2 separate regions of the Homo sapiens genome follow, and region 1 is linked to region 2. A link is an interaction called in ENCODE POLR2A ChIA-PET data of the cell type or tissue named here. Cell type or tissue: HepG2. All regions are shown on one strand. Each heading gives the region's core, and the rest is flanking DNA. Links, peaks and the distances in the headings are about the cores only. Region 1 has its middle 12 kb from the start of FUT5. Region 2 overlaps NRTN (neurturin).

Evidence for each region. ChIA-PET counts read pairs that join two places held together with the same protein. Peaks named below come from ENCODE experiments on the same cell type or tissue, not always from the same donor. Only the 100,000 strongest peaks of a DNase experiment are listed, where the experiment ranks them.
Region 1: POLR2A ChIA-PET joins it to region 2 with 37 read pairs; 16 of 35 experiments call an interaction of 5 or more read pairs at or near these places.

Annotation. Positions count from the first base shown.
Region 1 is chr19:5,875,243-5,889,714 of GRCh38, forward strand. No RefSeq gene overlaps it. Among named protein-coding and RNA genes, the nearest start is that of FUT5, 12 kb to the left of the region's middle. In HepG2, for the core only: no CTCF peak of the experiment used is centred there; DNase peaks (open chromatin) are centred at 2,949 and 5,489.
Region 2 is chr19:5,817,732-5,831,492 of GRCh38, forward strand. It overlaps NRTN (neurturin), which reads left to right. Exons shown (of 3, transcript NM_004558.5): 2 at 6,037-6,603; 3 at 10,018-10,593. The coding sequence starts at 6,435. The coding sequence ends at 10,442. FUT6 (fucosyltransferase 6) reads right to left here. Exons shown (of 3, transcript NM_000150.4): 3 at 12,677-13,761. The coding sequence ends at 13,757. Among named protein-coding and RNA genes, the nearest start is that of FUT6, 15 kb to the right of the region's middle. RefSeq lists silencers at 8,967-9,261, 10,060-10,129, 10,300-10,629, 11,330-11,379 and an enhancer at 10,004-10,692. In HepG2, for the core only: CTCF peaks have their summits at 5,984 (motif pointing left) and 9,088; DNase peaks (open chromatin) are centred at 5,967, 9,130 and 10,480; H3K4me3 peaks cover 1,445 bases.

The sequences.
Region 1 (14,472 bases), core at 1,940-9,939, 54 kb after region 2:
CACCATGTTGGCCAGGCTGGTCTCGAACTCCTGACCTCAAGTGATCAGCCCACCTCAGCCTCCCAAAGTGCTGGGATTACAGGCGGGAGCCCCCACACCCGTCCTGAGATGCTCTCTTCTGACACACTAGGCACAGGCCCCACTCTGGTGGCCTCACCAAGCCCTTCTGTGTGCCTCAAAGCCACTCCCTTTCCCCGCCCACTCCTGCAGGGCAGTGTAGAAGTCCAAGGAGCCAGGTAAGTTTCCTGGAATGCAGAAGAGAAAGGATGTGGAAGGATGTCTTTGACAGAGGATGTCCTTAAACTCTGTCACTCCCAAGCTGGGTACAGAGGTGACAGAGCCCACATTTCACCTTCAGGTATCACGACTTCCCTGTTCTAGAAATAATTTCCAGGAGGCCGTTTCATGCTGCCCCAGACTTTCACCGTCTCAGTTCCCAGCCAGGCCCAGGCCAGTGGGGAGGATCGACTGGCCAGGGCTGGGCCAGGGACTGCGGTCTCCCAGGCAAGCCATTTCCAGAAGGGATGACCTGAGTCTGTTCTCTGTTCATGTCCTCGCTGGGGGCATTGTCTGTGACTGATTAAAACATAACTCATAGAAGTTGGGTATAGTGGCTCACACTCATAATTCCAGCACTTTGGGAGGCCGAGGTGAGCAGATCACCTGAGGTCAGGAGTTTGAGACCAGCCTGGCCAACATGGTGAAACCTCGTCTCTGCTAAAAATACAAAAATTAGCCGGGTGTGGTGGTGCACACCTGTAATCCCAGCTACTCTGGAAGCTGAGGCGGGAGAATCACTTGAACCCGGGAGGCAGAGGTTTGCAGTGAGCTAAGATTGGGTCACTGCACTCCAGCCTGGGTGACAGAGTGAGACTCCATCACAAAAAGAAAAAAACCCAAAAAAACATAACTCATGGGGCTCTCAGTCTTGGTGTGACTTTGTCCTGGAGCCCCAGCCAAGCCTGGACCGGCAACGCTTCCATCCCACACAGCTGTCCTGTGGATGTGAAGACAGGTCCTGAGAGAGGGCGCTCACTACTCAAGTCACTGGGAGTCTCAATCGCACCAGGCTGTCTTCAGTTGGACAGCTGTACTCTCTGCCCCCTGCCTCCTGCTTAATTCCCAGTCATCCTTCAGGGCTCGGTGAAAACAGCTCCTCCAGGGAGCCTCCCCAGATAGGGGCTCTCTTGCCCTCCCAGCCAGATCATCCTTTCTACTGGCTCCTCCAACCACCCGTGCCCCTGATTCTAGGCTCAGGCCGCGAGGATCTCTTCCCTCTGGCTCAGATGAGCTGAGACTTGCTTGGGGGGTGCGGTGAGGCCATCTGTGCCCCTCGTTGGGGTCCTGGTCTTCATTGGACACCCCAGCTCCTCCCTCAGCCTGGGCTGGGTGGGTGATAAAGCTGTCAGCCTGCTGGAAATTTCTCTCCCCTTGGGGCCTAAGGGCTGGGAGCCAAGGGCAGCTGCCGCTCAGGAGGAGGGAGAAGGCCCCATAGGCTGGGCTGGGTGCACCATGAACCACATGTGAGATCTGGGGCACATGGGGAGACAATGGGGGGTTGAGGGCAGTGCTGGTGTTCCAGAGGGGGCAGGCCAGGGTCCCCCAATGTTGGCCAGGTGGCTGGTCTTCTGCCCTTGTGGAACCCAAGGAGGGTTTCCATGTCCCTCTAAGCCTCAGAGGAAATTCCAGAGGGAGAGAAAGAGAAGTTGGGAAAGGGAGCTGTTCACTCTGACATCAGCTCAGGGAGAGGCGGAGACCACGGGGGCTCCAGGGGCATCAGGGGACAGAGCAGCCTGTCCCCACACCTCTTACCCCCTGGGGACTGGGCCTGCCCCAGCCTGTTAGGAAGCCCTGGCCTGGCCTGCCGAGGGCCCCATCCCCCTCCCAGGACCCCTGGCTTGCAGCCAGGTGGTGGGGAGAGGGGCCCAGGTGGGTGGTGTGTGTGGCAGGTGAGTGATGGGCCCAGCAAGGCTGGCTCAGGCCCGGAGTCACCAGGGGGCTTAGCAGAGACTCTTCAGGCCCCCCACACCTTCCCCACCCTATGCCCCTCCACCCTTCTACCTGGGCCTGGGGGAGCCATCACAGGCACCTCTGCATGTCCACTGTACAGATGGGGAAACCGAGGCTTAGATAGCACCTGGGAGTCACCACCACCCTGCACCACCAGGTCCCCCATGGCATTCTCCAGAGAGCAGCAATTTCCCCCAACACTAGAATGTTCCAGATATCCTCACTTACAGTCAGAAGCCACCTGCAGCCCCTAAGTGGTGGAGCAGGGCTCTATGGGGGACTTGCCTGACTTTGGAGTTCTTGACCCTGAGATCTTCAGAAAACCGACTTTCACCTCTGGCAGCTGTGTGGCCTTGGATGAGTTCCTCAACTTCTCTGGGCGTCAGCCACCTCCTCTGTAGAGTGGAGCCACTGCCGGCACCTTCTTCAGGAGGTTGAGGTGACCTGGAAGGTCACGCTGATCCTCCCACCGCCCCACAGGGTCTCTGCGTACCCCCTCTACAGGCTGGAATGTTTGGCCTGGGTCCCTGGCCCTCTGCGGGCCTCGGTTTCCCCTCCTGTAATACTTGTAAGAACTCAGCCTCTCCCTGCTCATCTACATGGTGCTGGGGCCACTAAACAGACAGGGAGTGCGGGAAGCCCCAGGTGACGGTGACAGAAACCTGGCACCCCCTAGAAACCTGACCCTGGCCTCACCCCCGGGTCCCCTGGCACCAACACGCTGAGGTCTGCCCACCCCTGGTACCCAGGCCCAGCTGGGTTCATGCAGCTTAAATTTCAGCCTGTGGTGGGTGAAGAGGCGGGGGCTGGACACGCTTCATTTTCCAATTTCTAGAAATAAAAGCTGTGGGGCCATCTATTGTGGAGTGGAAATAAAGCCCATTGCAAAACCTTGTGTGTGAAAAAATAACAATAGCATTTACCTCCCTGCCCGGGGAGAGAAAATTCCAGGGAATACATGGGGCCGGGGAACAAAGAGGCCTTTCTCTCATTCTGGAAAGGTTTTGTGAAGTGTGCGAGTGGCAATTTTAGAATCAGAAAAGCTAATGGAGGTATTTTCTTTCTTTCTTTCTTTCTGAGACTGAGTCTTGCTCCATCGCCCAGGCTGGAGTGCTGTGGTGCGATCTCGACTCACTGCAACCTCCCACTACCGAGTTCAAGCAATTCTCATGCCTCAGCCTCCCGAGTAGCTGGGATTACAGATGCCCGCCACCACGCCCAGCTAAATTTTGTATTTTAAGTAGAGATGGTGTTTCACTATGTTGGCCAGGCTGTTCTCGAACTCCGGACCTCAAGTGATCTGCCCGCCTCGGCATCCCAAAGTGCTGAGATTACAGGCGTGAGCCACCACACCCGGCCCAATGAAGGTATTTCCGAGAACGAAAACGGTTAGGAGGTGGTCTGTTGGAACCTGGAGGTGAAAAGTATAATTTTCTTTCCTTTTTTTTTTTTTTTCCAGACGGAGTCTCCCTCTGTCGCCTGCCCAGGCTGGAGTGCAGTGGCACAATCTCAGCCCACTGCAACCTCCGCCTCCTGGGTTCAAGTGATTCTCCTGTCTCAGCCTCCCGAGTAGCTGGAATTACAGGCACGCGCCACGACGCCTAGCTAATTTTTTGTATTTTTAGTAGAGATGGGGTTTCACCGTGTTAGCCAGGATGGTCTCAATCTCCTGACCTCGTGATCAGTCTGTCTTGGCCTCCCAAAGTGCTAGGATTACAGCAGTGAGCCACCGCACCGGGCCAAAAAGCATAATTTTCTTGGTTTGTTTTCAGGCGATGTTTTCAAGGTTTCTAAGCACCTGTCTCTCCATCGGCAAAAATTACAGCCAGTAGAGCCAGCGACCTGGGCACCTGGGCCAGCCCTGCAGGGAGTGTATGGAGATGCCACTCACCTTGGGAAGATGCACCAGGAGTTACGGTCCACTCTGTCCCTGTTGGCGTTCTCTGAAGAGTAGAAATTTTCCCCTACCCAGACTCTGAGAATGTTCCAAAGACCTCAATTTATATTTGGTATCCACCTGCAGCCACTCAGTCCCTCAGCCCAGCTGTAGCCTCTGGTCACTCCCCCTCCCAGAGGGAGACAGTGTTGAGATTTGACTTCAGAACAAGGGCAGAGCCTTACAAAAAATGAGCTGGGCATGGTGGTGGGTGCCTGTAATCCCAGCTACTCATGAGGATGAGGCAGGAGAATCACCTGAACCCAGGAGGTGGAGGTTGGAGGTGGAGGTTGCAGTAAGATGAGATCACGCCACTGCTCTCCAGTCTGGGCGACGGAGCAAAACTCTGTCTCACTCACTCACTCAATAAATAAATAAATAAGCGAAAATAAATAGGCCAGGCACAGGGGCTCACGCCTGTAATCCCAGCACTTTGGGAGGCTGAGGTGGGTGGATCACGAGGTAAGGAGTTCGAGACCAGTCTGGCCAACACAGTGAAACCCTGTCTCTACTCAAAATAGAAAAATTAGCTGGGCGGGATGGTGAGCGCCTGTAATCCCAGCTACTTGGGAGGCTGAGGCTCAAGAATTGCACGAACCTGGGAGGCGGAGGTTGCAGTGAGCTGAGATCGCGCCACTGCACTACAGCCTGGGCAAGAGACTCCGTCTCAAAAAAAAAAAAAAAAAAAAAATTGGTGAGGCGCGGTGGCTCAGGCCTATAATCCCAGCACTTTGGGAGGTCAAGGTGGGGGGACTTCCTGAAGTTGGGAGTTTGAGACCAGTTGAGGTCTTTGGAACATTCTGAGACTCCGGGTAGGGAAAAATTTCTATCCTCCAGGGTACTCCAACAGGGAGGGAGAGGACTGCAAATTCTGGCGCATCTCTTCCCAAGGTGGCGTCTCCATACACTCCCCGCAACATGGAGAAACCCTCTCTCTACTAAAAATACAAAATTAGCCGGGCGTGGTGGTGCACGCCTGTAATCCCAGCTACTCAGGAGACTGAGGCAGGAGAATCACTTGAACCCGGGAGGTGGAGGTTGTGGTGAGCCGAGATTGTGCCATTGCACTCCAGCCTGGGCAACAAGAGTGAAATTCCGTCTCAAAAAAAAAAAAGATCTTGTTTATTTCTTGGTTTGTCAGTGTCTTCCCCAGATTGGGCGGCTCATGGGGCAGGGCTTGGGTCCCCAGTATGACCTGGCACCCAGTAGGCACTCAGTAAACAGGTGCTGAATAAATGTCCTTGTCTGTGATGGAAGCTTGAACTCCCACTTGGAGAATTATAAACGAAGACTGAAGATCTTTGGACTCTGGGGCAGGAGTGACCCTCCCCCTGCCCCTTCCCCACCCCCCACCGACCACCCCAGAGATTACAGCCTGCCTCAGGGGAATCTGCAGGTGAGGTAGTCCTCACCCCCAGTGACACAGGGCAGGACCTCGCAGGGCTGGAGATGGAGGAGGCCGGGTGGCAGGCACAGGCAGGCAAAGAATGCTGCCGCAGACGAGAATGAATAAACAGGCTCCTTGGATGTCAGAGGCTGGGGGTGGGGGGACACTTTGAACCTCACGCCTGGCTGGGGATGTTTGGACAAGGCAGGCGGCCAGCGGGTGTCATCAGGGCTAAAATTAACCTCCACTTCCCGCTCAGCCCCTCCCCCTGGGCCAGGAGGGAGGCTGGGGCCCCGGCCATCACTTAAGTGAGCGCTGTATGCCGGACAAAGCTCCTTGAAGAAATCAATGCACGTGGTCCTCTCAACAACCCCGACAGCTGCTATCAGTAATGGCATTGTGATTTATCCCCATTTTGCAGGTGAGGAAACCAAGGCACCGAGAAAAAGGGAGGCTGATAGCCACAAAACTCAAAAGCAGCAGAGTCAGGACTCGAACCTGGGATTCAGGGAGTGTGTTCTCACCTGGAGGTCTCCCTGAAAGCCAGGGGAGATGAAAGAGACCCTGAGCGATGAGTCCTTGGCGGAGGCGGGCATGCGGCCCCTCATTCACTCTCCCCTAGGGACCTCTCCAGAGGTTTCCAGAGTTACAGTAACTTTGGGTCTTTTTGTGCAAATTCCAAGAGATGCCTGCTGTGCCAGTGACCTGCTGGGGACCTAAAACACCCTCATTGAGCCAGGGAAGGGTCAAGGAGGGGGCGGGGACAGGGCTGGTGGGCTGTGGAAACCTCGTGCAGATGGTGAGATATTAAAATACATCCACTCCACAAAAATTAGCTGGGCGTGGTGACGTGCATCTGTAATCCCAGCTACTCAGGAGGCTGAGGTAGAAGAATCACTTGAACCCGGGAGGCAGAGGTTGCAGTGAGCTGAGATTGTGCCTCTGCACTCCAGCCTGGGCGACAGAGCGAGACTCTGTCTCAAAAAAATTAAAAAAAAAAATTAAAAAAAAGATCCACTCCAGACCAGTGCAGTTGCTCATGCCTATAATCCCAGCACTTTGGGAGGCTGAGGCATGAGAATCGCTTGAACCTGGGAGGTGGAGGTTGCAGTGAGCCAGGATCGCGCCACCGGACTCCAGCATGGGCAACAGAACAAAACTCCATCTCAAAAAAAAAAAAAAAAAAAAGGAATGAATGATGCTGTAAGTATATCCCAAGAATTGCATGGGATATACTTACGCCAAGCCGTGATTCATGATCTATCTGAAATCCAAACTTAACTGGATGTCTTGGATTTTTATTTGCTAACTCTGATGACTTCAGCTGGGTGGGGGTGGGGGGCAGTCCCTGTAGCGGGCAGGTGCTAAGAGCAAAGGCAGGCATTAAGGAGGTGAAATCAGAGCCACACCAGGCGCTCAGGTGGCTTCCAGGACGCGACGCCTTCCTAATGGGCTTCCCAGGTGCCTCCGGGACCAGCCAGATGGAGGAGGCTTCGGGGCCTCCCTGGCCCTCACCCGCTGGGCCAGCCCCTCATCACCACCTCCCAGGTCCCTCCTGCCAGGCTCATTATTCATCTTTAACGGTCACTCGGCAGGGGGAGTGTGGGCTGGGAACACCTGGGACTCCCAGGCTTGCAGTGGGCGGCCTCACTAATGGGGGTGAGGCCCCCATTAGAGAGGCAGTAATGGGTGGGAAAGGGGTCCCGGCCCACCAAGGAGCTGGCCTGGGGCAGGAAGCATCCAATTTGGGGCAGGGGCGGGAAACAGACTTCTGCCACCCCCACCCTGCCATTTCCTTTCCTGTCGAGGCAGGAGTCCAGGGAAGCACCTCTGGATGCCTTCACCCTTCCCAATCTCCACCTGGACGGGGTCCTGCTGGGCCCCCCAGACGCAGAGGGGGCTGCTCTGGCACTCCTGCCTCCCCATATCCAGGCAGGGGTAGGATGGATGCCCCAGCCTTGACCTTCCAGCTTCCCATCTGCCAGACTTGCTCAAGAGAGTGGCTCACGGCTAAGGAGTGGAAACTGACACCCAGAGAAGGATCTAGAACCTCGTACTCTTCCATGCTCTTAGCCACTCCCCTTTCTGTCTCTCCTCTGAGCTATCACACATGTTGTTCCTCTCTCTTGGGCACTCTAGCCTGGATGACAAAGGGGGATCCTGTCTCTTAAAAAACAAACAAACAGACAAGGCTGGGTGCGGTGACTAACATCTGTAATCCCAGCACTTTGGGAGGCCAAGGCGGGCAGATCACGAGGTCAAGAGATCGAGACCATCCTGGCCAAACTGGAAAAACCCCATCTCTACTAAAAATACAAAAATTAACTGGGTGTGATGGCACACACCTGTAGTCCCAGCTACTCAGGAGGTGGAGGTTGCAGTGAGCCGAGATCACGCCATTGCACTCCGGCCTGGTCAACAGAGTGAGATTCTGCCTCAAAAAAGAAAAAAAAAGAAAAAAAAAGAAAAAAAGAAACGGCCAGGTATGATGGCTCACGCCTGTAATCCCAGCACTTTGGGAAGCTGAGACGGGCAGATCACCTGAGGTCGGGAGTTTGAGACCAGCCTGACCAACATGGAGAAACACCATCTCTACTAAAAAATACAAAATTAGCCAGGCATGGTGGCGCATGCCTGTAATCCCAGCTACTCACGAGTCTGAGGCAGGAGAATCGCTTGAACCCAGGAGGCAGAGGTTGCGGTGAGCTGAGATCGCACCATTGCACTCCAGCCTGGGCGACAAGAATGAAACTCTGTCTCAAAAAAGAAAAAAAAAAAAAGAAAAAAAATGTCCCTACACCCCTATTAGAATGGCCAAATCCAAAGCCCTGCCAACAGCAACCCCAAATGCCCCGAACCCCTGAGGACAGGGAGCAACAGGGAGTGTCATTCATTGCCGGTGAGAATGCAGAATGGTACAGCCGCTTTGGAACAGTTTGGCAGTTTCTTATAAAACTAAACATACTCTTAGGATGAGACCTAGAAATGGTACTCCTAGGTATTTACCCAAAGGAGCTGAAAACCTAACATCCACACAAAAACCTGCACACAGATGTTTACAGCAGCATTATTCACAGTTGCCAAGATTGGGAAGCAGCCAAGATGTCCTTCAGCAGGAGAATGGGTAAGAACACTGTGGTGTGCTCAGATGACAAAATTTTATTCAGGCTGGGCACGGTGGCTCACGGCTGTAATCCTAGCACTTTGGGAGGCAGGGGCGGGCAGATTACCTAAGGTCAGGAGTTCGAGACCAGCCTGGTCAACATGGGGAAACCCTGTCTCTACTAAAAATACAAAAATTAGCTGGGCGTGGCGGCACGAACCTGTAGTCCCAGCTATTCAGGAGGCAGGAGAATCTCTTGAACCCAAGCAGACATTGCAGTGAGCTGAGATCGCGCCACTGCACTCCAGCCTGGGTGAAAGAGGAAGACTCCATCTATATCTATATCTATATATCTATATCTATATCTATATAAAATATAAAATTCAGTGCTAAAAAGAAATGAGCTGTCAAGCCATGAAAAGACACAGAGGAACCTTAAATGCATTTTTTTTTTGAGACGGAGTTTCGCTCTTGTTGCCCAGGCTGGAGTGCAGTGGCACAATCTTGGCTCACTGCAAACTCTCCCCCACTCCCTGGGTTCAAGCGATTCTCCTGCCTCAACCTCCTGAGTAGCTGAGATAACAGGCGCTGGCCACCACACCTGGCTAATTTTTGTATATTTAGTAGAGATGGGGTTTTATCATCTTGGCCAGGCTGGTCTCAAACTCCTGACTTCAGGCCTCCCTCCGCCTGCCAAGGTGCTGGGATTACAGGCGTGAGCCAACACGCCCAGCCCTTCAATGCATATTACTGAGTGAAAGAAGCCCATTTGAAAAGGTGACACACTGTATGATTCTAGCTACAGAATATTCCCGAAAGAGGAAAACTATGGAGACGGTGAAAAGGTCAGTGGCTGTCAGGGGCTGGGGGAGGAAGGGACGAACAGGCAGAGCACAGTGGATTTTTAGGGTAGTGAAACTACTCTGCATGATACTGTTAAATGGTAGACATATGTCATTACACATTCATCCAAACCCACAGAACATATGCATACAACACCAAGAGTGAACCCTCATGTCAACTATGAACTTTTTTTTTTTTTTTAGATGGAGTTTTGCTCTGTCGCCCAGGCTGGAGTGCAATGGCCTGATCTCAGCTCACTGCAACCTCCACCTCCCAGGTTCAAGTGATTCTTCTGTTTCAGCCTCCCAAGTAGCTGGGATTACAGGCATGCGCCACCATGCCCGGCTAATTTTTTGTATTTTTAGTAGAGATGGGGTTTCACCACATTGGCCAGGTTGGTCTCAAACTCCTGAGCTCAGGTGATCTGCCCACCTTGGCCTCCCAAAGTGCTGGGATTACAGGCGTGAGCCACCACATCCAGCCAAAAATGACATTTATTACAATTTCTTGGCTGGGCTCGGTGGCTCATGCCTGTAATCCCAGCACTTTGGGAGGCCGAGGCAGGCGGATCACAAGGTCAGGAGATCGAGACCATCCTGGCTAACACGGTGAAACCCCGTCTCTACTAAAAATACAAAAAATTAGCTGGGCGTGGTGGAGGCACCTGTAGTCCCAGCTACTCGGGAGGCTGAGGCAGGACGATGGTGTGAACAGGGAAGGCGGAGCTTGCAGTGAGCCAAGATTGTGCCACTGCACTCCAGCCTGGGTGACAGAGTGAGACTCCGTCTCAAAAAAAAAAAAAAAAATTTCTTCATTGCTGCCCGGTGTATAGTAGCAGAAGACTGGAGGCCAGGACATGTGCTTTCACCAGAACAATGGTCCAGCCTCAAGATGGAATATTACACTGTCCTTACAAAAGAGGGGGAAGTTCTGCACTCGAAGAAAAGATCCGAGATGCATTGTTAGGAGTCAACTACGCTGAGCTGCAAGAAAGTACGGGGAGTGTGATGTTGTTTCCGTGGGGAAAAGAAAATATACAGACATGCTTGTTTTGGCGTGGAACATGGCTGGAAGGAGAAACAAGAAACCGACTAATGGCCTCTGGGGATGGCGTGGGGCTTGGGGAGTGGCTGGTATTTATTCTAAACACCCTCTAGAATCTTTTGAATTCTATGGCATGCGTCTGTCTTACCTCTAAAAGAAGGAGGATAAACTGTAAAATGCATTTTAGAAAGCATACTGAGAAAGGCCGGGCGCGGTGGCTCATGCCTGTAATCCCAGCACTTTGGGAGGCCGAGGCCGGAGGATCATGAGGTCAGGAGATCAAGACCATCCTGGCTAACACAGTGAAACCCCGTCTCTACTAAAAATACAAAAAAATTGGCCGGGCTTGGTGCGGGCGCCTGTAGTCCCACCTACTCGGGAGGCTGAAGCAGGAGAATGGCGTGAACCCGGGAGGCAAAGCTTGCAGTGAGCCGAGATGGCGCCACTGCACTCCAGCCTGGGCGACAGAGCGAGACTCCGTCTCAAAAAAAAAAAAGTGCTGAGAAAAAAAAAATGGACAAAATAGAAGACTTTGGATGGGTTTGAAAAGGCTGGGGTGGCAGGGGTGGTGGCTCTAGATTTCAGGCCAGGCCATCGCTCTGCCTGCTGCCCCTCAGTTTGGGCTGAATCCCCCACCAGGCCCCCCAACGAGGCCCCCCAGAGCCCTGCTCTTGTCCTGGCTCACACCTTTCCTACTCTGGTTCAGCGAGGGTTCAGACCAGTGGGGACCCCTGGAAGGTGAGATGTGGGCTGGGCTGGGGCCAGGGACAGGGCCAGGCCTGCCGGAGCCCCTTGCAGCTCGGCCCGACCACCCAGCTTTCCAGGAAGCCCGAGGGGAGGCTTGGCTGGCTCAGAGGAAGGACCTGTGTGCGCCAATGGTGGGGCTGGGGGCCAAACCAGGCCCCTCTGAGCGCCCACGCTCTGAGGAGGACCACAGCAAGTGGAGGGAGGCTGGCTAGAAAAGAGATACACAGGGAGGAAGGCCCGAGCTTCCCTATGCCTCAGTTTCCCCATAGGCCAAATGGCTCGCTGGCTGTGTGGCCCTTGTGGACACAGGGGATGCCTGAGATGATGTGGGACCAGGGAACTATGGCTCCACTGGGTCCTAGCCTTGGACGCCAAGCCAGATAGGATAAGGGGGGGCAAGTCCCGCCCTGACTTCTGGAGCCCTGAAGTAATGACTAACCCGGCTTTAGGCTTTAAGGCTGGGGCCTCCTACCAGAACACAGCCAGGAGAGAGTCACGTCCTCTTTCCTAAGATCTCTACCCCTGTCTACTCCCTCTTCCTCCCTCTGTGCTCTGCTGGGGACCCTGTGGGTACAGGGATGTGGCACCCCCAAGGCATTCAGGGCTCTGGGCCTCTCTTTTTTTAGAGACAGGGTCTCGCTCTGTCACCCAGGCTGGAGTGCGGTGGCAGGATCATAGCTTACTGCAGCCTCGAACTCCTGGGCTCAAGCGATTCTCCTACCTTAGCCTCCTAAGTAGCTGGGACTACAGGTGTGTACCACCATGCCTGGCTCCAGCCCCCTTTTTGGCTCTTTTGGGGGTACCCTAGTGGGCCAGTGTTGGTCCCAGGGGTCTTTGTCAGGACAAGGGAAATGTTTGGCCCAGAAGTGCCTGTCTATGGTTTAAGCAAGATCTGCAGCTGGCCACAGTGACTCCCGCCTGTAATCCCAGCACTTTGGGAGGCTGAAGCAGGAGGGTCACTTGAGGCCGGGAGTTCAAGACCAGCCTGGACAACACAGTGAGACTCCATCTCTACAAAAAATTTAGAAATTAGCCAGGTGTGTTGGTGCATGCCTGTAGTCCCAGCTTCTTGGAAGCTGAGGCAGAAGAATCGTTTGAGCCCAGGAGTTTGAGGTTGCAGTAAGCTATGATCTCACCACTGCACTCCAATCTGGGCAACAGGGCAAGACCTTGTCTTCTTCTTATTTTTTGAGATGGAGTTTTGCTCTTGTCACTCAGGCTGGAGTGCAGTGGCTCGATCTCAGCTCACTGCAACCTCCACCTCCTGGGTTCAAGTGTTTCTCCTGCCTTAGTCTCCTGAGTAGCTGGTATTACAGGCTCACACCACGATGCCTAGCTGATTTTCATTTATTTATTTATTTATTTTGTTTATTTTTTTTTGGAGATGGAGTCTTGCTCTATCACTCAGGCTGGAGTGCAGTGACGCAATCTCGGCTCACTGCAACCTCCGCCTCTCAGGTTCAAGCGATTCTCATGTCTCAGCCTCCCAAGTAGCTGGGATTACAGGCACCTGCCACCACGCCTAATTTTTGCATTTTTAGTAGAGACCGGGTTTTGCCATGTTGGCCAGGCTGGTCTCGAACTCCTGGCCTCAAGTGATCTGCCAATCTCAGCCTCCCAAAGTGCTGAGATTACAGGTGTCAGCCACTGCGCCTGGCTAAGACCCTGTCTTTCTTTTTCTTTCTCTTTTTTTTTTGAGATGGAGTCTCACTCTGTGGCCCAGGCTGGAGCGCAGTGGCGCGATCTCGGCTCACTGCAAGCTCCGCCTCCCAGGTTCACGCCATTCTCTCGCCTCAGCCTCCCGAGCAGCTGGAACTACAGGCGCCCGCCACCACACCCCGCTGAATTTTTTTTGTATTTTTTAGTAGAGACAGGGTTTTTCTCCATGCTAGCCAGGATGGTCTCGATCTCCTGACCTCGTGATCCGCCCACCTCGGCCTCCCAAAGTACTGGGATTACAGGCGTGAGCCACCACGCCCGGCCAAGACCCTTTCTTAAAAAAAAAAAAAAAAAATACACACACACACACACAGTAGTTGCTTCATGATGGGTGTATGTTTGGAGAAATTCGTCATTAGATGATTTTGTCATGCACAAACATCCCAGCGTACACACGCCTAGATGGTAGAACGTACTGCACACCAGGCTTCATGGTACTGTCTACTGCTCCCAGGCTATAAACCTGCAGAGCATGTGACTGTACAGAATACTGTGGGCAACTGTAACATGATGACAAATATTTGTCTCTAAACATCCACAAACAGAAAAGGTACAATAAAAATATGGTATAAAATCTTATGGGAGCCGGGTGCGGTGGCTCACACTTGTATTCCCAGCACTTTGGGAGGCCGAGGCGGGCAGATCACTTAAGGTCAGGAGTTTGAGACCAGCCTGGCCAACTTGATGAAACCCCATCTCTACTACAAATACAAAAGAATTAGGCGGATGTGGTGGCGGGAGCCTGTAATCCCAGCTACTCGGGAGGCTGAGGCAGAGAATTGCTTGAACCCAGGAGGTGGAGGTTGCAGTGAGCCGAGATCTCCCCACTGCACTCCAACCTGAGTGACAGAGTGAAACTCCATCTCAGAAAAAAAAAACAAAAACAGGCCGGGCGCAGTGGCTCATGCCTGTAATCCCAGCACTTTGGGAGGCCGAGGCGGGCGGATCACGAGGTCAGGAGATTGAGACCATCCTGGCTAACACGGTGAAACCCGGTCTCTACTAAAAATACAAAAAAATTAGCCGGGCGTGGCAGTGGGCGCCTGTAGTCCCAGCTACTCAGGAGGCTGAGGCAGGAGAATGGCGTCAACCTGGGAGGCGGAGCTTGCAGTGAGCCACTGCACTCCAGCCTGGGTGACAATGTGAGAGAGCAAGACTCTGTCTCAAAAAACCAAACTAAACAAAAAAAAAGAAAAGAAAAAAAAAGAAACAAAAACAAAAACAAAAAACAACAAATTAACTGAGTGTGGTGGTGGGCACCTGTAATCCCAGATACTCGGGAGGCTGAGGCTGGAGAATCGCTTGAACCCCTAGGCGGCAGAGACTCAGTGTCAAAAAAAAAAAAAAAAAAAAAGTCTCATGGGACTCCCTTCACATATGTGGTCCGTCAGTGACCGAAATGCTGTTATACTGCACATGACTGTTTGCTGAATGAACTCTGAGTCTTGCCCCCGGGTCTGGAGGGCTTCTCTTCCCGTGCCTTCCCGCACTCCACTGCAGCCATCATCTCATGTGGGGAGAGTGAGAAGGACCCTGATCCCCCTCCGAGAGCCTATACCACCCAGGCAGCAAAGCAGGGCCAGGCAGGGTGCACAGCCACCCCCAAGTGGTTCTCAGGCCCCACCTCTGGACCTCCTACCCTTTGCAGACCTGGAGATTCATTCATTTGTTTATCCATTCATT
Region 2 (13,761 bases), core at 5,762-13,761:
GACAACCCAGGATGTGTGTGTAACCCTGTTTGAGTGTGGAAATGTGAAAACAGTGAATGTGGGAGTGTTTTGTTTTGTTTCGTTTCCAGACGGAGTCTTGCTCTGTCACCAAGGCTGGAGTGCAGTGGTGTGATCTCAGCTCACTGCAACCTCTGCCTCCCGGGTTCAAGCGATTCTCCTGCCTCAGCCTCCCGAGTAGCTGGGATTACAGGCGCACACTGCCACACCCGGCTAATTTTTTTTCTTTTTTGAGATGGAGTCTCGCTCTGTCGCTCAGGCTGGAGTGCAGTGGGGAGATCTCAGCTCACTGCAACCTCCACCTCCCAGGTTCAAGTGAGTCTCCTGCCTCAGCTTCCCGAGTAGCTGAGATTACAGGCGCCCACCACCACACCCGGCTAATTTTTGTATTTTTAGTAGAGACAGGGTTTCACCATGTTGGCCAGGTTGGTCTCGAACTCCTGACCTCAGGTGATCCAACCGCCTCAGCCTCCCAAAGTGCTGGGATTACAGGTGTGAGCCACTGCACCCAGCCAAATGTGGGAGCGTTTGAGCACGCAAGTGTGCTCGAGTGAGAATGCTTGAGCATGTGAGTGTGATCGTGTGTGGGCAGTGTGTGAGTGTGTGAGTGTGTGTATACGAGTATGAAAGAACCTGAGTGTGAGGATATGAGATGGCTGGGTGTGAATGAGTGTGAGTGGGCACACAAGTGTAAGCCTGACAGTGTGCTGTGTGAGATGGGGCATCTCGCTATGTTGCCCAGGCTGGTCTTGAACTCCTGGGCTCTGGCAGCTGTGGGTGCTGGCAGCGTGTTCACCTGTGTACCCCTGTGTGTGTGGCCAGGATGAGGGGTCTCAGGGCACAGATGATAACCTGAGCTAGATTGCAAATGACAGTGGGCACTCCTGTACCTACAAATGTGTGTCTCTATGCAGTTGGACAGGTACAGATGCCTCCCTAGGTTAGGGCCTCCGGGACACAGGAACACGCATTGTGCACACCCAGCCCCCTCCCCGTGCCCTCCGCCACACCCACATCACCCCCACCTGGTCGCGTCCGTGCCAGAGACAAACCAGTTAGGTGGCCCCCGAGAACAGAGAGGCCCATTGTTCATGGCTGCTAATCAGCCCTGCCTGCTGGGCCCCCTCCGCCAATGGCCCCCCGATTTCCTGCCCTCCACCAGAGCTCTAGGTGGGGAGAGTCTGAAGCTCCAAGGCCTCCAGGGGGTCCTGTGACCAGGCCATGCTGGGGCTAGGCCCTTGGTAGAAACAGACCACCACAGCCCAAGACTTGTTCCAATCCAATGGGGAAACTGAGTCACACCACTCCAAGACTTGAATGTGTGGGCAAGCAGGGTGGAGGGGGTCCAGAGAGGTCCGGGGCCCGGGTAGGTTTCCTGCCTGTCTCCCCCTCCTACCACCAGCATTCAAATGCTGGCTCTATGACCTTGGACAAGTCACTTCCCACCTCTGGACCTGTTTCCCATTCATGCAGTGGGGATAAGGGTATTACTTGCAGCCAGGCGCAGTGGCTCATGCCTGTAATCCCAGCACTTTGGGAAGCCAAGGCAGGAGGCTCGCTTGAGCCCAGGAGTTCAAGACCAGCCTGGGCAACATGATGAGACATCGTCTCTACAAAAAATATAAAAATTGGTCAGGTGTGGTGGCTCACGCCTGTAATCCCAGCACTTGGGGAGGCCAAAGCGGGTGGATCACCTGAGGTCAGGAGTTCAAGACTAACCTGACCAACATGGTGAAACCCCATCTCTACTAAAAATACAAAAAATTAGCCAGGCGTGGTGGCACATGCCTGTAGTCCCAGCTACTTGGGAGGCTGAAGCAGGAGAATTGCTTGAACTTGGGAGGTGGAGGTTGCAGTGAGCCGAGATCATGTCATTGCACTCCAGCCTGGGCAACAAGAGCAAAATTCCATCTCAAAAATAAATAAAAATTTTAAAAAATAAATAAAAATTGGCTGGGTGTGGTGGTGCATGCCTGTGGTCCCAGTTACTTGGGAGGCTGAGGTGGGAGGATCACCTGAGCTGGGTAGGTTGAGGCTGCAGTGGGCGCTGTGATTGCACCACTGTACTCCAGCCTGGGCAACAGAGTGAGATCCTGTCTCAAGAAAGAAAAAAAAAAGTGGGGGTATTACCTGCTTCTTAGGACGCTTGTAAGGTTGGAATGACTATATCTGTGTTAAGTTTGTAAAATGGGGTTGGACATAAAGTAGGTGATCATTAAGAATAAAGGGGATGATGGCCAGGCACGGTGGCTCTCGCCTGTAATCCCAGCACTTTGGGAGGCTGAGGCGGGTGGATCACAAGGTCAGGAGATCGAGACCATCCTGGCTAACATGGTGAAACCCTGTCTCTACTAAAAATACAAAAATTTAGCTGGGCGTGGTGGCAGACGCCTGTAGTCCCAGCTACTCAGGAGGCTGAGGCAGGAGAATGGCGTGAACCTGGGAGGCGGAGGTTGCAGTGAGCCAAGATTGTGCCACTGCACTCCAGCCTGGGCGACAGAGCAAGACTCCGTCTCAAAAAAAAAAAAAAAAAATTGCCGGGCACGGTGGCTCACGCCTGTAATCCCAGCACTTTTGGAGGCTGAGGTGGGTATATCACAAGGTGAGGAGATCAAGACCATCCTGGCTAACACGGTGAAACCCTGTCTCTACTAAAAATACAAAAAATTAGCTGGGTGTGGTGGCGGGCGCCTGTAGTCCCAGCTACTCTGGAGGCTGAGGCAGGAGAATCGCTTGAACCCAGGAGGCGGAGGTTGCAGTGAGCCGAGATCGCGCCACTACACTCAGCCTGGGCGACAGAGTGAGACTCCGTCTCAAAAAAAAAAAAAAATTACTTAGACATGGTGGCACATTCGTTTAATCCCAGCTACTTGGGAGGCTGAGGCAGGAGAATCGCTTGAACCCAGGAGGTGGAGGTTACAGTGAGCCGAGATCGCACCACTGTGCTCCACACTCCAGCCTGGGCAACAGAGTGAAACTCTGTCTCAAGAAAAAAAAAAAAAAAAAAAAAAAAAAAAAGGAATAAAGGGGATGGGTTTGACATCTGACAAAATGCTGCTGCTGCCATCCGCTTCTGCAAAACCTCAAGAATGAAATGTCCTTCCCATGGCCCACACGAGGCCCTGCACGAGCTGCTTCATCCCCTTCCAAACCTCCTCTCCTCTCTCTTCCCCTCCTCACTCTGCTCAGACACACGGGCCTCCTCACTGTTCCTCCAACACGCCACGTGTGGTCTGCCCCAGGGCCTTTGCACAGGCCATGCCTCTGCCTGGAACACCTGCCCCCAGATTCTCCTATGGCTGACTTCTCACACTTGGGTCTTAGTGCATGCATCACCTCCTCAGGGAGGGCCCCCTGCCCACCCCCAGTGAATCTAGCCCCATTCAGGACAGTCATCTTTATTATGCACTGATTGTATACTAAGCCCAGAGACTTCAACTGTGGTTTCTTTTTCATCCTCCCAATAAATCCATCCATCCATCCGTTCACTCAGACATGAAATTCTGGACCCTCCAATTCAGGATCTGGGCCACCCAGTGCCTAGCTTTTTTTTTTTTTTTTTTTTTTTTTTTTGCGACAGAGTTTCATTCTGTCACCCAGGCTGGAGTGCAGTGGTGCAATCTCAGCTCACTGCAACCTCCGCCTCCCGGGTTCAAGCGATTCTCCTGCCTCAGCCTCCCGAGTAGCTGGGATTACAGGTGTGCCACCACGCCCGGCTAATTTTTGTATTTGTAGTAGAGACGGGGTTTCACCATATTGGCCAGACTGGTCTTGAACACCTGACCTCAGGTGATCTGCCCTCCTCAGCCTCCCAAAGTGCTGGGATTACTACAGGCATGAGCCACTGCACCCGTCAGCCTAGCTTCTTTGTGTTCATTCATTCATTCATTCATCATTCAGCAAATGTCTATGAGCGCCTACTCTGAGCCACTGAACCAGCTGGGCTGGCCCTGGGGGAGAATCGACTTCCCCTGCAAATTCACTCTCATCAGATCCCCAGGCTGGTCTAGGATTTGTTTAGATGCCCTCACGTTGGGGAACTCATTCCTTACTAAGAATAACCACCACCAATACCAAACAGTCTCAAGTACCACCAATAGTGCTGAGTTCTCAGGGTGACTACAGCATCTGCTCCCAAGCCCAGCCCAGCCCATATGGTGTGTGCTGTGTCAAAGAACCTGGGTTCAAATCCCATGTCCTTTTCTAACCCTTGGACAAGCCCCTACCCATTTTGTGCCTCGGTTTCCCTAGCTGTAAAATGGAGATAGTAGTGCCTCTCTTGTGGGCTCAGCACCAGGCCTGTTACACAGCTGGTGCTTAATAAATGTGTCCTGTTACTTAAGGTCTGATATGTGTAGCTCCTGTCGTCGCCGTCCATGGGGGTGAGTGGGGTGGGGAAGGGGTGGTTTGAGTTTCTGCACATCAGGACACGAGGCGCGGTCCATGCAAATGAAATGCAAATCCCATGCAAATAAATCTCTGGGTGGTGCAGGGCAGCGTGCAAGGCTGGAGGTACAAGGTGCACGCATTTGGGGGGCGCCTGGGAACCCCATGAGCCGAGCCCAGGCCCGGAGGTGCTGACCCGCATCCAGCCCGGCTTTCAGTGCTCGGTGTAAATGTTTACACCTGGCCGGCCGCCAGGCTCCACGCCGCCCCACACTAGGCAGCCGGGAGGGGGAATGTAAACTCGGGCTGGGGGCCGCGGGACGCTCGGGAGGAGCCCAGACGGCGTCGAGTGTGGTGGGCGTGTACACGTGAGTTATTAAACACCGACTGTATGCAGTGAGGAGGATGCCACCAGGCACTCACAGCACCAAGTAACTGGTGCCCGAATGGGTAAAGCTCAGGGCATTCCTGGGGGCCCACTAGCGCCCCTGCACCAGCCAGAGGTTGAAGTGAATAGGGTAGGCAGCCATGGAAGGCTCCCTGGAGGAGGCACCCTCCAAGCTGAGATTGCAAGGGGAGTGAGAGCTAGGTACAGTGACTCACGCCTGTAATCCCAGCTCTTTGGGAGGCCAAAGTGGAAGGATAGCTTGAGCCCAGGAGTTTGAGACCAGCCTGGGCAACGTTGTGAGATTCCCCTCTCTATTAAACAAAAACAAAAACAAAAAAAATTAAAAATTAGCCAGGCACGGTGGCTCATGCCTGTAGTCAGTCCTAGCTACTTGGGAGGCTGAGGTGGGAGGATCGCTTGAGCCTAGGAGGTGGAGGCTGCAGTGAGCTGTGATCACACCACTGCACTCCAGCCTGGGTGACAGAGCAAGACCCTGTCTCAAAAAAAAAGAAAGAGAGAGAGAGAAAGAAAGAAAGGAAAGAAAGGAAGAGAAAAAGAAAGAGAGAAGAAAGAAAGAAAAAGGAAAGAAAGAAAGAGAAAGAGAGAGAGGAGGCTGGGTGCGGTGGCTCATGCCTGTAATCCCAGCACTTTGGGAGGCCAAGGTGGGCGGATCACTTGAGTTCAGGAGCTTGAGACCAGCATAGCTAACAGGGAGAAACCCTGTCTCTATTAAAAATACAAAAATTAGCCAGTCATGCTGGCAGGTGCCTGTAATCCCAGCTACTCGGGGGGCTGAGGCAGGAGAATCGCTTGAACCCGGGAGGCAGAGGTTGCAGTGAGCTGAGATTGCGCCACTGCACTCCAGCCTGAGGGACAAGAGTGAGACTCCATCTCCAAAAGAAAAAAAGAAAAAGAGAAAGAAAGGGGAGTGGGAGTGGGGAGGGAGGGAAGAAGTGTTCTCCATGCAAGGACCTATCTGTGCAAAAGCCCAGAGCTGGGACTCCATGTCCAGGGCAGCTCTGGTCCATTGCTGCCCACTTCTGGGCCTGCTTATCCATCTGGATGGGAAACAGGCTCAGAGAGGGGCAGAGTCAATGGAGGACACCAGCATGTAGGGAACAGTGTCAGCCCCAGATTCCTGCCTCCAGACTGTCCTAAACACCACCCTCCCCGCGCCTTTGTCCCACACTGCCACCTGCCGGGAATGACCTCTCCTCCTTTCACTCTTCCCCCTGGCTCCTCAGCTGCAGCCGCTCCGGCCTCCTTGCTGTTCCTGGGATACGCCACACTCAGTCTGGCCTCGGGGCCTTTGCACTGGCTGTGTCCCCTGCCTGTGATGCCATTCTCCTCTGCCTGGCCAACTCCTACGTTTATTCAAGTCTGGACCTTGTCATCGGCTCCTCAGGAAGGCACTCCGGGACCCCCAGATGGGGGCGGTTCCCTGTGACTCCTGGCACGGAGGCCAACCCCTTCCTTGTTCAATGGTTCCTTGAGGGACCATTCCCATGTGATTATCGACCATTCGGCAGGCGTTCAAAGTCAAAGGCCCCACACTGAGTCCTGGCCCAGCGCCCTGTGCCCGTTGGCTGCTGGAGGGACAGACGGGGCGTGCGGCTGACCATCCCGTGCCCGCAGGCTGAGGATGCAGCGCTGGAAGGCGGCGGCCTTGGCCTCAGTGCTCTGCAGCTCCGTGCTGTCCATCTGGATGTGTCGAGAGGGCCTGCTTCTCAGCCACCGCCTCGGACCTGCGCTGGTCCCCCTGCACCGCCTGCCTCGAACCCTGGACGCCCGGATTGCCCGCCTGGCCCAGTGTAAGCTCCTCCTCTGTGTGGGGTCAGATACCCCCAACGTAAGGGGTAGAATTTCAGGCAGTGGAGTGGGAGGTGGTGGGGGGGTGTCATAGGTTTTTTAAAGATAGGGCCAGCCAGCCCCCTTGCAGGGAGGCAGGGACAGACATCCTAAAAGATTATTCAGGGCAAGGCATGGTGGCGCCTGCCTATAATCCCAGCACTTTGGGAGGCTGAGACAGGAGGATCTCTTGAGCCCAGGAGTTCATGACCAGCCAGGGCAATGTAGCGAGACCGCCATCTCTACAAAAAACTTCAGAAATTAGCCAGGTGTAGTGGCGCACGCCTGTAGTTCCAGCTACTTGGGAGGCTGAGGTGGGAGGATCACTTGAGCCCAAGAGTTCAAGGCTGCATTGAGCTATGATTGCACCACTATACTCCAGCCTGAGCAACAGAGCAAGATTCTGTCTCAAAACATTATAATAATAAATACATTTTCTAAAAAAAGATGGGGTGGAGGGAGGTTGCAAATTCCCCCAATGGCCTGGTGGAGCTAGGGTGACTTCTGGGAACTGGGGTCTTTCGGCTCAGCTGTCACAAGGAATTAGGCTCTGCCCTGAGGTCCCGTGGGGGCCAGATGGAGATTAGACCTGGGCATTCGCCTGGTTGGCCCCCGCGGCGCAGCAGGGGGGGCGGTGGGAGGAGAGAGAGGCTGGATCTGAGGTCCCAGTGACCTGCCCCAGGGGACAGGGACCAAGGGGAGGCGGGAGATGGAGCAGGAGCTAAAAACCGGAAGAAAGGCCCAGAGATTCGAAGGGGTGAGGAGGGGTGGAGAGAGGAGAGACGGGGCTGGGGGCACAGACACGGGCAAAAGTGCTGCTATAGGGACACAGAAATGCCCACCCTGAGGGCAAGACCCTCGCCCAACTCCCCACCAATCCCTAATGCCTGCCCCACCGCAGGTGCTGTGGGGTGAGGGTGGTGCGTGGGCCCTGACCCCTGTGCCCACGCACATGTCCATGCGTGCGCCTGCGCGGGCATCTGAGGCGTGGATGCCGGCAGGGTGCGTGTGCAGCGCCTTTGGGTGTGGGCCACGAGTACGCCCATGTGCGCGTCTGCGCCCGCCCCTGCCAGCCCACACAATCCTCTTTTCTTGTCCTTACAATGCACAAGGGTGGCCTCCAGCACGAGCTCCACTTCTGTCCTCCCACCACTTCCCTCTCTGCAAGCGGCGTGAAGTCCTTCCTAGGACTCTGGGACAGAGACCCGGGCGGGACCCCCAAAATCCAGTGCTCCAGGACTTGGGGTGCGGGGGGCAAAGCACGAATGGAGGAATTTCAGGCACTGCGGAGGGTCAGGGCCCATGGGCGGGTGCCTGTCTGCCCTACTGCAAAAAGCGAGTGGCCACTGACTCCCCAAGTCCCCATGTTCTAGGCTCCTGGTGGAATTTCAGGCTGGGGACCTTGTGTTCTAGCCCCTGTGCAAGCAGCCAGCCCCGCTGCAGGGAGGCAGGGACAGACATCCTAAAAGATGATTCATTGTTGCCAGGTGCGGTGGCTCACGCCTGTGATCCCAGCACTTTGGGAGGCCGAGGTGGGCGGATCACGAGGTCAGGAGATGGAGACCATTCTGGCTAACACTGTGAAACCCTGTCTCTACTAAAATTACAAAAAAATTAGCCGGGCGTGGTGGCGGGCGCCTGTAGTCCCAGCTACTCGGGAGGCTGAGGCGGGAGAATGGCGTGAACCCGGGAGGCGGAGCTTGCAGTGAGCCGAGATCGCGCCACTGCACTCCAGCCTGGGCGACAGAGCGAGACTCCGTCTCAAAAAAAAAAAAAAGATTATTCATTGTTTATATGGAATTCAGATTTAGCCGGGCACCTGTATTGTATCGGGCAAGCCCACAAATGTCTGCTTCGATGCACCCCTCTGGGGTTGGGTGTGCCCCCTAACCCCCCAGCACAGTCCTGGCCACTCCAGTCCTGCTCCGGGGCTTAAAGAACACGGACTAGGTTGCTCAGTCATCGCCCACCCCCCGCACCGATTTCCCACCCTCTCAGCCCCGGCCAAGACAGAGATCATGGAAGCTTCATGGGACAGACAGGGAAACTGAGGCCTGAGGTTGCAAGTGGCGAAAGTGGCAGAGTCATGCTCTGAGGCTGGGTTTGTCTCGTTTCTGAGACCCCCTGTGGGAACAGACATCTCCTCCCCCACCAAACCCCAGGAGACAGACAGCCCCTCCTTCCCCAGGGCCACCCAGAGGCTCATTCTTTTGACAGCCAGGTGCACCAGCCCGGGGGGCAGGTGGGGACTAAAGATTTCCTCTCCCAACCACAAGCGTGACTGCCACCTGCTCTGGGGCTGGGAGTCCCCTGCCTGCAGGTCCGCCAGCAGCGCTGCCTGTCATTCCAGCGTCTGCAGTTCTCTCCCGGGGCTTCCGAGTTTGGGGGTGGAGCCACCGCTTGGGTAATAAATTTAGGCTGCCAGGCCCTGGGAATCGGTGACTTGGGCACCTCCTGGCGAGTGTGGGAGAAAGCGGCTGGACCTGGGCCAAACTTGGGTGAACGATGAAGGCAGGAAGAATGACCTTTAAGCCCGCCTCTGTCGCTCTCTCTCGGCCACCTGCTAATGATGTGACCTTGGGATGGTCCGTTTTGTCACCTGTCACATGGGGGTGGCCTTGACAGTAGCTGCTGCCACTCCATGGAGTGGGGTCCCCACACAGGCTTCGGATGCAGTAGGCTGCGGTACCTGCTGCTCCTCTGCATTCTGAGAAACCCAAACACCCCGATTCATTTCTTGGATAGGGAAACTGAGGCTCCACTGCACAGCGGGGCAGTGGGGATGGAGGGAGTCTGAAAAGCCCGGGGCCTCAGAGCAGACGTCGGGGCCTGAAGAGGGGGCTCTAGAGACCTATGACAACCTCACTAAAGAGGGATAGGGCATGGGAAGCAGCCCCCCAGTGCTGCCCAGAGAGGATGCACCAGTGTCCTGGGGCAGCCCAGCATAGGGGCGGGGTCCAGATAGATTTGCGATGGAGGACGAGGAGAATGGAGCAGCAATGGGGTGAGAGAGGGGCCCAGAGGAGGTGAGTTAGAGACCCCGGTCAGCTCAGCTCAAGGTGAGACGGGCTGGAAAGCGGCCCAGAAAGGATGGACCAGGTTCTGGGCAGCCAATATAGGCTCAGGGTTCAGAAAGGGGTTTTGGACCAGCGTAGGGGTGTGAGTGTGTACGTGCCCCCCAGTGCCGCCCAGAGAGGGTGCATGAGCAGCTCAGCAAGAGGGTGGGGAAATTTGGGACCTGGGAGTGAGACGAGAAGCCGTCTAGGCCTGGCGTCCCAGCAAGGGTCTTCGTTTGCAGGGGTACAGAGAGGGTAGGGGGCTCCCTCCCACCCCCTGCACCCACTGACCCCCCCTCCTTTCTCTTCCTCCCCTCGCAGACCGTGCACTCCTGCAGGGGGCCCCGGATGCGATGGAGCTGCGCGAGCTGACGCCCTGGGCTGGGCGGCCCCCAGGTCCGCGCCGTCGGGCGGGGCCCCGGCGGCGGCGCGCGCGTGCGCGGTTGGGGGCGCGGCCTTGCGGGCTGCGCGAGCTGGAGGTGCGCGTGAGCGAGCTGGGCCTGGGCTACGCGTCCGACGAGACGGTGCTGTTCCGCTACTGCGCAGGCGCCTGCGAGGCTGCCGCGCGCGTCTACGACCTCGGGCTGCGACGACTGCGCCAGCGGCGGCGCCTGCGGCGGGAGCGGGTGCGCGCGCAGCCCTGCTGCCGCCCGACGGCCTACGAGGACGAGGTGTCCTTCCTGGACGCGCACAGCCGCTACCACACGGTGCACGAGCTGTCGGCGCGCGAGTGCGCCTGCGTGTGACCCTACCTCACTCGGCCGGCGCGGCGGCCACTCCCCCCGCCTCGACGGCACCACTGGCCGGCCCCGCGAAAGACTGCGCGTGCGTAGAGCACGCCGGCGCGGCCCCGGGACTCTCGCGATAACTGTACTGAGATAAAGTGTGGCAACTCGAGCTGGCTGGTGATTCATCCTCGGCGAGGGGCTCGCGTGTGGGCCACGTCGCCGTCTCCACCGGGAAAGCGGGGACCAGTGGGGGGGGCCCAGCTGCAGGGTAGTGGGAGGATGCTGTTTGCTTTGGGGGAAGGGTAGATGCAAAGTGGGTCCAGTTTATGGCGGACAAAAAGGAAAATGGGGTGAATGGGGCTATGTTGGCAGGGACCGTCCTTCCTGCCTCCCTACGGGTCCCTCTGCCCGTCCCGAGCGTGTTCCGGTCCGCACCTCTTCGCTGTGTGGGCTTCTGGGGAGGGGAAAGGGAAGCTACGCTCGGATGAAGAGACCGAGGTCTAGGTGGACCCCGTTTCCCCAGCTTGTTCCCTTCCGCACCTCTCCGCGGTGCGGGCTTCTGGGATGAAGACACTGAAGTCTAGGTGGGCCCAGTTTCCCCAGATTGTCGCTGACTGCACCTCTCGCTTCTGGGATGAAGAGACTGAGGTCTAGGTGGACCCAGTTTCCCCAGCTTGTTCCTGACTGCACCTCTCTGCTGTGTGGACTTCTGGAGAGGGGGAAAGGGGGAGACACTGTGGGTGAGGAGCCTGAGATCCAGGTGGAATCAGTTCCCCAGCGTCTCCCTGTCCGCACTGATCCCGCTATGTGGGTTTCTAGGAAGGGGGAGCCACTCTGGGGGTGAGGAGAGTGAGGTCCAGGTGGACCTGGGCCTCCCTTATCCGACGGCCTCCTCGGGCCGGTCTTCGCCCACCAGGGTGAGCTGAAAGCCACTATCTCCTTCCACCAGCTACTAAAAATACCCGCACGCTGCCCACCTCCCGGCGGGGAGAGGCCTGGGGCGGGCGCCAGCCCCATCCAGCCCGAAGCCGGCGCCTGCTGGTGTAGAGCTGGGTCCCCAGAGACCTGGGTCCTCGGCCCATAAAAGCCCTGGCCGGGCCTCCACGGGGGGGATTTACGACGAGCCCCTGCGGAGTATGGAAAAAGCCCGGCTCGGTGTTTAGATTTCCCCACGGTGTCACCTTGATGCTTGGCAGGCCTCGGGTGTTGGGTTGCCAGAGCGCGGGAGGGGTCGGCGGGTCCCACGGTCGGTCTGAGGGGCGGGGAAGGGGCGGGCACTGCGAGCCCAGAGCAGGCACCGGCGAGGCGAGACTCCTCCCCTCCTGCCCCTCAGACTGGGGGTTCCCAAGGCTACAACCCTTCTCCTTAGCTGGGCCCCCTCCCCTCCTTCCCACACGTCTGCCCTTAGGACCACCCTCTAACCACAGTGTCCCTTCCCAGGCTCAGCCCGCATCCCCCCACCCCCCGCAAAGCTGGAGGGCGCAGATCGGAAACCGCCCCCAGGGAGAATCACCCAGCCATGAAGGAACATCCCTAGCCCCTGGCTCCCGGGGACCCACAGCTACAGCTGGAGACACTCAAGGCGGCTAATCAGCAGGACTTCCAGGGAGCCCTGAGAGCAGGGCTTGGCGGCCAGGCGGGTGATCTGCTTGGGAAGCAGTTTCAGGGCTGCCGCTGGCTGGGGTCCCCGCCTACCCCCGCAGTCTTCTGACTCTGAGGTTTAAGGTGGTGGATTCCTCCACCCTTTGGGCCGACTCAGCCCGGCCTCCGCAGAGAGGCCGGAGTTCCCAGACGCTGCGGAAGCCCAAGTGACGCTTACTCCGAGCCTCAGTTTCCCCATCCTAGATGGCCTGGCCTCAGAGAGGAGTGTTGTTCAGCCCAGGACACACAGCGAGAAAGCTGACCATCAGGGGTCTGCCGCCCCCCCGAAGCTCCCCTGCCACAGTGTGCATGTGTGTGTGAGTGTTGCCCACCCTCCGGGGCCTCCCGGACCTCGGCCTTCCTGTCTCCCACCCAGATCCAGCGTCCCAACCACAGGGCGCGGGCCCAGCCCACCAGGGAATTGGAACATAAATAAACCGAGAAGCCCCTGCAGTTCCCTGGGGCTGCGGTTGTCATCAGCGCATCGGCACACCGGATGAGGGTCTCTCTCACACACACACACAAGCACACTCACAAGACACAGAGATCACCACCCATAAGGGCTCAGCAGGCAGGACCCATGATCCTACACAGTCACCTTCCACACAGAATTGCACACTCAGAAAGGGACACTCCCCCCTTTTTTTTTTTTTCTTGAGACAGTCTCACTGTGTCGCCCAGGTTGGAGTGCAGTGGTGCGATCATGGCTCCCTACAACATCTGCCTCCTGGGTTCAAGCGATTCTTGTGTCTCAGCCACCTGGGTAGCTGGGATTACAGGCACCGGCCACCGCACCCAGCTAATTTTTTTTTTTTTTTTTTTTTTTTTTGAGACAGAGTCTCGCTCTGTCGCCAGGCTGGAGTGCAGTGGCGCGATCTCGGCTTACTGCAACCTCCGACTCTCTGGTTCAAGCGATTCTCCTGCCTCAGCTTCCCAAGTAGCTGGGATTACAGGCATGCACCACCACGCCCGGCAAATTTTTGTATTTTTAGTAGAGACGGGTTTCACCATATTGGCCAGGATGGTCTCGATCTCCTGACCTTGTGATCCGCCTGCCTCGGCCTCCCAAAGTGCTGGGATTACAGGTGTGAGCCACCGCACCCGGCCTCATCATCGGTTTTCTTTGCAGTATTACATCTGGAAACGGTGCGGTGATTATCTCTCTGCACCCCTCACAGGCGGCTAACAACATCACAAACAAATCAGCCAGAACCATCACTCATGGGTGGGGCCCCATGGGTGCCAGTTCCCAGGGCCCAGTGCCCTCCAGGGTGAGGTCCCCAGCAGGTGAGGCTCCTAGCAGGTGAGATTCAGTGTGGAAGGTCTCTGGGAGCAGGTCCCAGCAGGTAAAGTCCCCAACAGCCGAGGTCCCCAGTAGGCAAAGTCCCCAGGAGACATCCCCAGCAGGCCAGGCTTCCGCAGGGGACGCTCCTGGAAGCCAGCATGTGAAATCCCAGGTAAGGGACATACCTGGCCACCGAAGACTCCAGCAGGTGAGGCCCCAGGAAAGTGAGGACCCAGGTAGGTGAATCCCCAGGCAGGTGAAGCTGCAACAGGTGACCGTCCCAGGCAGGTGAGTCCTCAGGCAGGTGAAGCTTCAGGCAAACGAGTCCTTAGGTAGATGAGGCCCCCACTCAGGTGAGGCCCCAGGAAAATGAGGTTCCTGGCAGCCCAGGCCCCACACCAGCCTCTCAGG